Linked DNA regions of Mus musculus: region 1 is linked to region 2. The links are chromatin loops, found by intact Hi-C in ENCODE. Cell type or tissue: heart. All regions are shown on one strand. Links, peaks and the distances in the headings refer to the core of each region. The heading gives the core; the rest is flanking DNA.

Evidence for each region. Peaks named below come from ENCODE experiments on the same cell type or tissue, not always from the same donor. Only the 100,000 strongest peaks of a DNase experiment are listed, where the experiment ranks them.
Region 1: a loop joins it to region 2, with 2.5 times the contacts of the local background. A loop is called at or near these places in 9 of 42 quality-filtered maps.

Annotation. Positions count from the first base shown.
Region 1 is chr16:20,476,991-20,483,257 of GRCm38, forward strand. No RefSeq gene overlaps it. Among named protein-coding and RNA genes, the nearest start is that of Eif2b5, 19 kb to the right of the region's middle. In heart, for the core only: a CTCF peak has its summit at 3,418 (motif pointing left); no DNase peak of the experiment used is centred there; H3K27ac peaks cover 787 bases.
Region 2 is chr16:20,299,467-20,305,733 of GRCm38, forward strand. It overlaps Parl (presenilin associated, rhomboid-like), which reads right to left and starts at 2,896. Exons shown (of 10, transcript NM_001005767.4): 1 at 2,743-2,896. The coding sequence starts at 2,861. In heart, for the core only: a CTCF peak has its summit at 3,011 (motif pointing left); a DNase peak (open chromatin) is centred at 2,815; H3K4me3 peaks cover 2,192 bases; H3K27ac peaks cover 1,513 bases.

The DNA of each region.
Region 1 (6,267 bases), core at 505-5,504, 180 kb after region 2:
GCCCAGACAGGATCTGAGCTGCCACCTTCCAGTCTTTGCCTTCCAAGTACCTGACATTATTTGCTTGCCTTACAGGCCTGTTCAGGAATCTCTTTATCAGAGTGTGGAGGTTTAGCTCCTGACGTCAGGTCTGGGAATGGATCCAGGGCAGATCCAACTCTCCCCCTTTCAACTTGTTCATAACTTTAAACTTGAACACTTAGATGAGACTTAAGTGCTGTTCAGACCAAATTTCTACCCAAAGTATAACTCTTTCTGGGACAAAGAAAAACCCTCTAGAAATGGAGGCCACAAACCTCCTGGGGAAGCTTAACAAGGTGGAAATTGCACCCCCCCCACACACACACACACACTAGGCAGACAGCTCTCTAGCTCGCTTTCTCTCTCTCTCTCTCTCTCTCACACACACACACACACACACACACACACACACATACACGGCAGATAGCCCCCCATACACACACACACTAGGCAAACAGCCCTTCCCCACTAGGCAGACAGCTCTCTAGCTTGCTCTCTCTCTCTCTCTCACACATACACGGAAGATAGCCCCCCCACACACACACACACTAGGCAAACAGCCCTTCCCCACTAGGCAGACAGCCCCACACACTCACACACACACACACACACAGGGACAGACATACACACACACTAGACAGACAGACAGACAGACACACACACACACACACACACACACACACACACACACACACACACACACGGCAGACAACCAGTATGGGGCATTCTTGGACCTCCAAGGTCTTATTTAAGATCTGCCTGGGATGTCACCTACTGTGACTTCAGTGGAGACAAATAAAGAGGATAAAATAGGCCTAAGACCTCAGGGGCAAAAATGAGGGTGTCTGGTCAGAAAATAAAGAAGGCACTGTGCTTGGTGATCTGATCGCTACTTTTCATGTTGCTGTAATTAAATACCCAACAAAAGTAACATAAGAGGGGGGTTGTTCCCACCCTGAGGGTACATCCATCACGGAGCAGAAGGCCTGGCAGTGGCAACAGTGGCAACGGCAGCTGTATATCAGCGCACTTTCTCCTTTTTATTCATTCTAAAACTCTAGCCCATGGAATCCAGGCAAAGAAAAGAAGAAGAAAAAAAGACGACCCTGCACAGAGCCTTTACCCTGGAGCGTGGCTCATTTTCCGTTGGTAGTAGTCAGAGGCAGGAAACTTCTAGCACTGTGGATGGACAACAGTGATGTCTACCCAGTCTGTGCTTATTTAGCGCCAGAATTGTATGGGACCTTCAGTTTTAACACTTCACTCAGATTCCTAAAGTAATTATCTGTGTCTACCTAGGCTCAGGACAACTTGTGACCTAGCGTGTAAACACTTCTCTCTGACCCATGAGTTTCTACAACACAATCAAGCCTTTCAATCTTGAGTAAAGCACACCCTCAGAGTAATGTAAAAAATGGAGGGAAGCAATTTAAAAATATTTTAAGACTTCCCTGAAATTTTTATACAGTGTATTTGATCATATTTATACCTTTCAACTTTTCTTGCCTCTGCCTTTACCTTCCTCCCTTACCCAACTTGTGCTCTTAGCTTTTTTAGTTCAAATTCCATTATTCAAATGGTTGGGTGTGGGGCCAGTCCTGGAAATTGGCCAACCTACCAGGAGTTACACCCTTAAAGAAAACTGATCCTCCCAGATCCAGCTGTCATCAAAAACAAATAGCTCCTCTGCTGGGGTTGGACTTCCGGCCAAGGTCCACCAGGAGATTCCTAACATTCCTTAGAGTTAAAATTTGGTTTTCCCACTCTGGTGCAGGCCTGTGGCCTTGGTCCTGCTGAGATGCTTAGAAGCTTTATTTAAAAAGTCTGGGTCCCCATGAAACCCTACAATACTCAGGCTTACCAGGACATTTGGTAGTGAAAGACCCACAACGTGAGGACTCCCCCATGTTCTGACTCAGGAGAGGCGACACCCCAAATCACTCATAAGAAATGGTCTTGCTGCAAACTGCAAGAGGATTTTTATTCAAGAGTGATCTCGGGGGCCCACGGTCATACACCATGCAGGGGTAGAGGACCGTGGCGCGCCAAGTAGCTGGGTAAGGGGGTATTTAAAGGAAGAAACCACAACTCAAGGAAGTGGGGAGGGCGTTGTTGGTTAAGAGTCCCAAGGAAGTGCAAAGTCACAAGAGTCACAAGGAATACCTGGTAATTGTGCAGGTTATCTCTCAAGACAGTTTCTAAGAGCCCCTAACAATAGCACATTTGCATAGCGGGTTCCAGCAGTGGTCAGGTTGACTTTCTTTGAATGAACACTCTTTGAACCCAGGAAGCGGGTGGGTGGATGAATGTCGCTATCTGTTTTATGATTAGCATACCTTGGAGCATTAGTCACAGAGGTCATATTCCCAAGCCTGGGCCTAAAGGCCTAGAATTTTGTTTTTACGTTATACTTTCAGTAGGAGTGGAGTTATTGACCCTCGTCATTTTTAAAATCAGGAGTGCTGATAAAAGATTAAAGCTTTGAAAGGTTCCAGTCCTCCCTGTACCTGCCTATGGCCGCCACTAGCTGCTCCCTGAGTCCACTCAGGGTGAATATGCCGGCTACACTTAAGCAAGCTTTGTTAAATGGGAACATGGAATGTCACTGTACATGCTTCTTGTAAAATTACCTAACAGTTGTGTCTCGGCAGCTAAGAGTTGTAGTAAATATTTAATCTCAAAGGGGGGTTCTACTCCACTTTGATCACTCTGTTCCCAGATAAAAAGCACACAACTTTTATTATGTATAATAAGCCTTTAAAGCACTAGAGATGGGCAGATATCCACCCTCTAAGATATTAGTGTCTACTTCCCTACAATTTATAACTAACCATGTTCCATCTGGGCTGCTCCTTTTTTTGTTTGTTTGTTAATTCATTTTCTTTTTTTTAAGATTTATTTTATTTATATGAGTACACTGTAGCTGTCTTCAGACACAGCAGAAGAGGGCATAGATCCCATTACAGATGGTTGCAAACCACCATGTGGTTGTTGGGAATTGAACTCAGGACCTTTGGAAGAGCAGTCAGTGCTCTTAACCACTGAGCCATCTGTCCAGCCCCTGGCCTGCTCTTAAATTCAATTGGCCAGCCGTCATTGCCTTGTTTTCATGGCAAACCTACTCCATGGTGTCTTCTTCTCTCCCCTCCCCCATCCTCTCTCTCTTCTGCATCTTTATTCAACCAATAGTTTTAATTTAAGAAGCAAGGTTACAACAGCATCACTTGGCTGTGTGAGGATTCTTTCATGCCTGAGGCAACCAGAGCCAGCCAGTATTTAGCATTACAATACATAGCAAAAGACCAAACCTCAACCTTTGAAGTTTTCACACAGGATCCGAGTTTAAAGTGCACTAGCTGTAACGCCAGATCTATGTAATCTGGTGCCCTCTTCTGGCCTGTAGAGACACTATAGTTATGTGCTGAACAGCGTACACATACTCAGGCCAAACACCTACACACATAAATAAATCTTTCTTTAAAACACCTAAAAGTGACTCAGCTCTGGGAAAACCATGTCCATGCTTGGGGATGTCTTGTCTTGGCGGGGCAGCTTGTTTTTTTCTAATATTCATATTTATACTGGATGCCATTGATAAACTTTGACTTTGCTTTACATGGGCTCTGATGACATTCTTTTCTATGGAAAGACCCAAGAGACCCTAAGGTTACTTCCAGTGACAACATATGCAATGCCCCCATTTCTTCTCTTTTGATAGCATGGTACCTATACCTTGGGCTGCTCTTCTTACCTAACCCAAACCAGAAATGCCACTGTTCTACTGTTGTGAAGAGACACCATGACCATGGCAACTCTTATCAAAGAAAGCACTTTATTTAATTGGGGATTCCTTACAGTTTCAAAGGTTTAGTCCATTCTCATCATGGTGCAGAACCTAGTGGCACACAGGCAGGCACAGCGCTGGAGAAGTAGCCAAGAGCTCTGCATCTGCATCCAAGAGCAGCAGCAGAAGAGAGAGTGACACTGGACCTGGCTTGGGCTTTTGAAACCTCAGAGCCAATCCCCAGTGACACACTTTCTCCAACAAAGCCACAACTGCTCTAGAAAGGCCACACTGACTAATCCTTCCCTAATGATTTAAATATATGAGCCTACAGGGGACATTCATCTTCAAAACACCACACCTAGGGGATTCTAAATTCTGTCAAGTTGCTAATTGATGTTTTTAGCAACCACAAGTCCATTCCTTATCAACCTGATGTCCAGACATGCCACTAGATAGATAGATAGATAGATAGATAGATAGAGATATAGATAATGTATGTGAGTACACTTTTGCTGTCTTCAGACACACAAAAAAGGCCATCCGATCCATTACAGATGGTTGTGAGCCACCATGTGGTTGCTTGGACTTGAACTCAGGACCCCTGGAAGAGCAACCAGTGCTCTTAGCCACTAAGCCATCTCTCTAGCCCCAGACATACCACTTTTTAAGTCTTAACCATTCAACCCTTGTCCTGTGGCCATCTTGCAAGGAAAAACGCATTAAACCTAATTTTTAAACACCCCCATAGTCTTTTACTGTTCTAAAGTCAATGCAGAGATGCTTCTGTGGCTCAGAGCATCTTTTAACTTGGATACACTGTAATATCATGACCTGCAACACCTCTGTGTTAGTTCCTGGTTTTTACCACCCTAACAAACTTGGATACCTTGTACCATCACGAAACAAGTTACTACATCCAACACACAATGGTACAGAGTAAACAGTTAAGGTCCAAAAGGGGAAAAAAAGGATGACCACACAAAAAAAGAGAGATTGGACCAAAGCAGGACTGAAACCTAGTCCAAAAGAGCCAAATATGCAACTGCATGCCAGGCATCTGGGACTCATGATAGCTTCATCATCTGTACTTCAAAGGACTTGGGTAGCCCCATTCCTCCAACTCTGTCACATGCTGCACAAATCACATTTCATGGTCTGGCTCGATTCCATGCCTACAGCTTTCCTCATCGAATGTAACAGGCTTCAGAAATCCCCAACATCCTGGGCCTTCCTTCCACTTTGATTCAGGAGTCATCTTCTCAACTTTATAAAATGGTCACTCATGGTCTTCTTGTGGGAAGGCCATGCCACACCTTGCCTGGCCTTAGCCACTCTCTGGAACTATGGAACAAAATCCATGACACAAGTCTCAAAACTCTGGGTTATCTTTTGTTTGTTTGTTTGTGCTTGCAAAACATACCATATGGATGATGGTTTCAAGTTCTTTGACACCTCAGAATGGAGTCTTACCTCTTGGACCATAGTTGTAAAAACTTCTATATACTTAAATCTGCAAAAATCAATCTCCTAGGCTGCTGTTTTCAAGCAGGAAATGCTTTCTGAGGTATTCTGAGTTCAAACTCTCTCCTTTCAAATAAATTTGAATTTTCACAAATTGGAGTGGATGGGTGGAGCCTCATCTCAAAAGTGTCCTGTCCCAGTGCAGACGCGAAGTAGGTGTTGCTTTACTAAGACTAATTACTTAACAGTTACAGCTGCTTTTGCCAGGCATGGTGGTGAACACCTCTAATCCTAGTACTTGAGAGGCTGAGATGAGTGGGACTCTGTGAGTTTGAGGCTAGTCGATGTGACAAGCTGGAGGCTAGCCAAGGCTACATAGTAAGATCTTGTCTCAAAAAACAAAACAAAACAAAAAATTATGTCTACATCCTCAGAAACTGCCTCCCCTACAACATTAAGTTTGATCAAATTATTTTCCTCATCAAACTGCAAAAAAAAATTGGTCTATTTATGCCCTCATTGTAGACGTGTTACAATGGCAACTAGTTGTTTGAGTGAGAATGTCTCCCCATTGGCTCATGTATTTGAGGTAGTGGAATTCTTTTTTTTTTTTTTTAATCTTTTTTTTTAAGATTTATTTATTTATTATATGTAAGTACACTGTAGCTGTCTTCAGACACACCAGAAGAGGGCGTCAGATCTTGTTACAGATGGTTGTGAGCCACCATGTGGTTGCTGGGATTTGAACTCCGGACCTTCGGTTGGGTGCTCTTACCCACTGAGCCATCTCACCAGCCCAGTGGAATTCTTTATAATAGGATTAGAAGGATTAAGAAGTGTGGCCTTACTGTAGGGAAGGGTATCACTGGTGGTGGACTTGGAGGTTTCAAAAGCCTATGACAGGTCCAGTCCGTCTGTCCCCGTCCCCGTCCCCGCCCCCCCTGCCTATCTCTCTCCTCTCTCTCTCTTCTCTCTCTCTCTCTCTCTCTCTCTCTCTC
Region 2 (6,267 bases), core at 745-5,744:
CAATGCTAAGGCAAATAGTAAGTAGTGCTGAACTCCCTTCAATGACATCAGCAATCTGAGAAGCAAACACCATTGAACAGTCAATCCCAAATGCTATTAATCCTTTCCCCTTGCCTACTTTTTCTTAGTGGCTAGGAAAGCAATATCCTTGTTTTCTAGCCTTCTGTATGGTAATATCTCATACCACTGGCCTGCCTCTCCATCACCCCCTCCCCACCCACCCTCAACCCCACTCCTCCACCCCGTCTCACTCAGACAGACAGACACACACACGTGCCTCTATCTTTCTGGCTTGAATAGGATGTAATATCTAAAGCTAAAACAGTTCTCTTTAAAGCCAAGATAAAGGTCAAGGAATTTACACTTAAACCCTGACATTTTGGAGTATAGTACAAAGACAGCAGTCGCTTCTTCCCTCAAAACATCTTAGAAAAAATAATTCCCACTTATCTAGTCATCAGTTTTATAGCCAAATGCATTCCTAAGTAATTTTTTTTCTTTTTAAAAGCCTTATTCTTTTTAAAAATTCAATTCCTTACATGTATGGATGTTTTGTCTGCATGTACGCCTGTGCAACTCATGTGTCTGATGCCTTGGAGGCCCAAAGAGGGTAACAGATTTCTAGGCCTGGAATTACAGGCAATTGTGAACCATCATTTGAGTGCTAGGTATTGAACCTAGGTCCTCTAGAAGAGTACTAAGTGCTCTTAACCCCTGAGCCATGTCTCCAGCCCCAAGAGCGTTTAATTTTATGTATATGGAGGTTTTGCCTATATGTATGTTTGTGCACTACATGTGTGCCTGGTGCTAGCAGAGGCCTAAAGAGGCCTTTAGCCCCTGGAACTGGGTTCCAGACAGTTGTAAGCAACCATGTGGAAACTGGGCATCAAACCCAGGTCCCCTGTAAGAGCAGAGAATCTTGAGTGCTGAGCTAAGAGCTCACGAAGCCCAGGAAGAGTTTAAAGTAGCCAAAGTAGGTCTAATAAATAAAGTGATCAGTTCCCACTGAACTAAACCAAATGATCATCATCAGAATGCATTCATTATACAGAACTAAACTTGTAACCCAGTACTATTGATTTCTCTTGCTAGACAAGAATCCTGAAGGACAGGAGTGCAGCAACCTAAACTTAACCATATCATAAAATCTTATAACTCCTGTAAAGGGAGAACCGTGTGTGGGCTGGCAGGTGCCTGAGGACCTTGTGTTTGTATCACCTTTGCCTTTGTATCACCACATAAAGTGTTTATAAAATGCAAACGTTGGGACCTCTTTAGAGCCACAAGGCCTGGCTCATTCTTCATGCTAATTTAGAACCACAGTGGCTCAAAACAGACTAGTGATTACAAAGCGAGCAACTCCCATTCCCTATTAAGTTCATACATGTGGAGACAAGAGCAAAGCCACTTCAGGTTCACCCACATTCTCATCTAATGCATTCTCCCATAACCACAAGATTAAGAATGTCAGTTTCCAAGTTTCCATATAAATTTTAATACCACATGTACTGAGGGGAGGGTTAGACAGGACCTCAAGTAATCCATGGTGGCCTGACAGTCTGGCTCCTACTCCTAATCCACCTCCCAAGTGCCGGGATTACTAGCCTGAGCCACCATGATAGGTAGGCTAAACTCTTTTGACAAGTTTTGTGGTGTTACTAGAGACAAGCACCCTACCAATGAGGTTCCTCAGAGATGAAGTGTCCACTTCTTTTGCTGCCTTTTCCCGAAACTATCACAGCAAATCAACAGGATCACAGAAATCTTGTTACCTCCAAGGCACCTCCCCAGTTCCACCTGTTTAAGACTTTTTTCTTCCTTTCTTTTTTCCAGTCTTCTGCTGCCCAGCCTAGCCTTGAACGCCTAACCCTGCTTACAAGCAAGTCTGACCACACCAAGCTGTTTAAAAGCAATGCCTGATTTTAAACGTTAGCCAGTAAGCTACACCATATGCAACTTTTCCACAGATGTTAATAAGCTTCACTTGAGGAGCAGGTTCTTCCGCTTTCGCCACTTTCCAAGATTCTGATTTTGGGTGGCACCTGGGAAATGAATCTACATATAGTCCAGGTGCTGTTTATTTATTTATAATTCAGCCTTTCCCAGCTTGGCTCCAACTCGCCATCCTCCTGATTCAGACTACTGAGAGTTGAGATTACAGACCTGTGCCCACCTCGGGTGAATTTTAAGATCAGGTGGTGCCTTCGCCAGGCTCAATCTCATCTCTGGCTAGCTCACACGTTTATAAAGACCTCAGGCCCCTTGGTGTGTATGGTACCATCAATTAGGTAGAAGTTGCAAAGTTGACATCTTCGGACTAAGTTTCAACGTCAGTATTAATTCAACTGCTATGGAATTTCTCTTCTATTACACTTCATGTAAGATCCGGCCGGCCGGAAAGGCCACGTGCTTCCTACAGCAGTACAGCCCTTTCAAGAATATGAGCCGGACATGCAATTAACGCTCAGAAGTTCCCCTTTCCATCACATCCCTCGGAACTACTAGGAAAGACCGCGGGTCCGGAGAACCGGGCCGGGCTCGGCCAGACACCTCTCGCGGCTCGGCACCCAGAAGCCAGTAGGGAAAGGAGGACCAAGGAAAAGCTAGGCAGGGAGGAGTCAGCTTTAGCAAAGACCTCGTAAACAATGGAAAGCGGGAGCCCCACACGGCTACCTATCCCCCGAGGATGCGCGCAACCCCAGCTCATGGGAAGCCGGGGGAGCTGGAAGCGGCGGCCATTACCTGCGTCCAAGCAGCCGCGGGGCCTGGGTCGCAGAGAGCTCCCGGTAGCCGCCACCCAAGGGAGGCGCCCACGCCGGACCGCAGCGCCAGCCTCGCTGTACCCAACCTTGCAACGCCATCTTCCCAACCTCTGCCCCACCATGGCCCGACCTCTCTAACCCCGGCCTAGAAATCACTTCCGGGGCGAAGAAAAAAAAAAAAAAAAAAAAGCCACACAGCGCGGAGGAGTGGTCTAGAGCGCCACCTGGAGGCCGTTCAGTTCCGGTCTTCCTCTTCTCAGACCAGCGCCACCTTGGAAGTTTCTGGTGAGAGTGACTGGGGAAAACTTGAGGCTTTGAGTAACGCTGTGTTATCAGACACCCTCAGGTTATCACATTTAACCACAAGACACCGTTTCACTGTGCTTTATAGTCTCAGAAAAGGGAAATGGCCCTGTACAGTGGCAACCTTAACTCGCCAGGCTTGGACATCTGTCTGATTGTGAAAAGCAGAAAACGATTTATTAAATGGGACCACACTGAGAGGATGAAATTCAATGACTCCCCACGTTCATCTTCCAGGTCTAACATAAAGATAAGGTTTAAATGGAAGGCAAGAAGTGTGCAGTATAAGGAAATTGTGTCCCCTCACCAATCACCCTTCACCCGTCACCCCCGACCCCTGATCCAGCCTCCTTCTCCAAGCCTGCCCCCTTGACAAGTTGCAAATCCTTCTGTAGTTACTGGCTGCCCCCAGAAACTCAGGCTTTTTCCTTCCAGCATGAGATTTCTGGGGTGGTTCCATTACTGAAGTTTGATAGCCAAAGACAGAGCCCCAAGTGTTTCAGTTGAAGAAGCAAGGGAAGGGAGAGGGTCTCCTACACCTGAGTCTGGTTGATCTCTAGACAACTGAGAGTCAAGTATCCCAGCACAATTAACATTTGCTTTGAGAACAATGTTCCCTTTCTACAGGAATGTTTCAAATAAGAATGTTACAGTAGCAGGGAATCATGTGTAATGCCTAAGCATGGCATGTTTCCTTTCCTAACTATAAATCCGCAATTTTCTAGAACTCACAACAAACCTCACTTATAGTAAAAGAGACTTTTTAACTCCCTCTGCAATTTTATGGCCCTTGGTTTATATTATTAGATTGGAGTCTATCAGAAGCACCTCCAGGACTACTCTGTCATCTCATTTATTTCAAGAGGGAAAAGGAGAATGGGTGGGGGTGGGGGTCCCTTAGAAACTCTTCTGTTACTGGTGGTAAAGGTCTGGGCTGAGTGTTTCCAGGCTTCGAGAATGAAGAACATGGGGAGCGACCCTTATTCAGAAAGAGTCAGAACACACTGCATAACTGTGGGTAGCAGCACCAGTGGAGATGCTTAAGGGACCCCAGTCATTGTTTGTAGCTTCTAGATATGGGATGCAGAGGAGTTTGGTTGTTAAGGGATACCCACTTTGTGTGACTCTATGTTTTCATTCACAGATTAAATACACAATTGTTTCTTATTGTCCATGTTTTCAAAGTCAGTGTAGGCCAAATGGGCCAACATAAAGATGGATGGACTGAGCCAACTGAAACCAGAACCAGTGTGGGCCAGCCTGTGTCCGTCATATATATCTCCACCCCTCTTCTCACTCCCCAGACATCACAGGCTGGCCGCCTGACTCTCAGGGTCTGTGCAGAGTCTGCAGAATTTGGCTTGTTTTAGGCTATTTGCTGCATTGCTTTACCTCCCTCCCTCCACTCTACCTTTAGCCACGACTTCACTACCCACCTTGTCCCTGTTGCCCTCCTATTTAATTTCCCTCCTTTAGTTTTTCTCTATCAACCTAGTCCAGCCACTTGCTTTCTTTTTTTTTTTTTCTTCTCATTCATGACGTGCTACCAGTGTTTTGTGGTTTTTTTTCTTTTAGGTTTGGGGGTTTGTTTGTTTGTTTGTTTCTTGAGACAAGGTTTTGCTTGTGTAGCCCAGGCTGACCTAGAACTCACTCTATAGAGCAGGCTGGCCTTCATCTCACAGAGAACCACCTGCATCTGCCTCCCAAGTGCTGGGAGTAAAGGCTTTTTTTCTTAGTTAAGGGTTGTTTTGTTTTGTTTTGTTTCTAATGGAGGCTGGAGGAACAACTGGTGGATTAAGAAGATTTCATTTCCAGAAGCCCCCAGTTTAATTCCCAACACTCATGTTAGGTAACTCACAACTTCCTGAAATTCTAGCTCCAAATGATTCATGCCCTCTTCTGGTTCCTGAACACACACACACACACACACACACACACCAAACCAGGCATGGTAGTGCATGTTTTTAATTCCAATACTTGAGAAATAGAGGCAAACAGATCTCTGAAACTTTGAAGCTAGATAGTCTATATAATAAGACTGTCACAATAAACAAACAAACAAACAAACCACCACAAAATAGCAGCTCAAAACGTTATAGAAACCCACTATTTTGGAAACTAATTAAAAAATATAATTTAAAAAATATCTTGAACACAGGTACCCCCAAAAGACATAAGGTATTAAGTGAACATCCCAGTGCTGTGTGTGTTTGCATCCTTTGAGTTATTGGGTAGGAGCCCTGCACCACAAACAGTATAGCCTATTGCCATTGTTCTTGGTTTCCCACCATAACTATATAGTAAGATTCTATGATGAAGACAGATTTTGGTTGCAGGACAGAAAAATCAAGCTGGAAGTGACCTGGGGACTTCTTTCCTGCTGGCTGTCTTTCATATGCCAGCAAATGCAATTCAGGCCACTGGGGGAGGAAGGTCATCTAAACTGTTACTCAGGATGAGTACTGGGCCGATAGTGATAGGGAGTTTATGAGGAAAGCCAATGACTTCCACATCAGATTTGAGGCCTGCTCTATTGGAGGAAATACATGCCTTGTACCACAAAGATGATCTAATGCCATGGCTGCAAGGTCATCGGCCCTGATGGGAACCTACTTCTGCCATCTTGCTAAATAGACAAGTTATCTAAATGGACATGCCTTCTAAATATTAAATTGCTAGCCACAGATTGGTACGGCCCTCAGCCTCGGCCAGAGAAGCTTGTTACTGCAGTGGACAGTCAAAGCCCTGAGCATAGTGACTGCTGGGTGCTTGGACAGCTTCGTCTGCCACCCAGAGCCCAGAGAACACTGTACAAGGCGGGAACGGGAGGAATACAGGAGACAGAGATGGAGAGGTATGCTCATAAATGCCGCCTCCTGAGCATGTCATGGATGGTACAGTCATGGATTCACCTTGTTGTGCCAGGGAAATGTTAGTGATCCCCCCCAAAACAGACAGGAGCCAATCTGATGCAACTCACAGCAGGGTCTTTATTTTTTTCGAGCTAGCTTGCTCCCCACCCCCCATCCCCAACGCACTGCTGTCACACAGGATGGTTTTGGTGGTGGGGAGCCCCAAATGTCTATGGGGCAAGGCTTTGCAGTAAACAGCAAACAGGAATATGTGTGCAAGCATCTAACTGGAAAGCTGCTGTGCCCTTTAACATAATTGGCTGGTGCTGGGAGTCACATCATAAACTTAA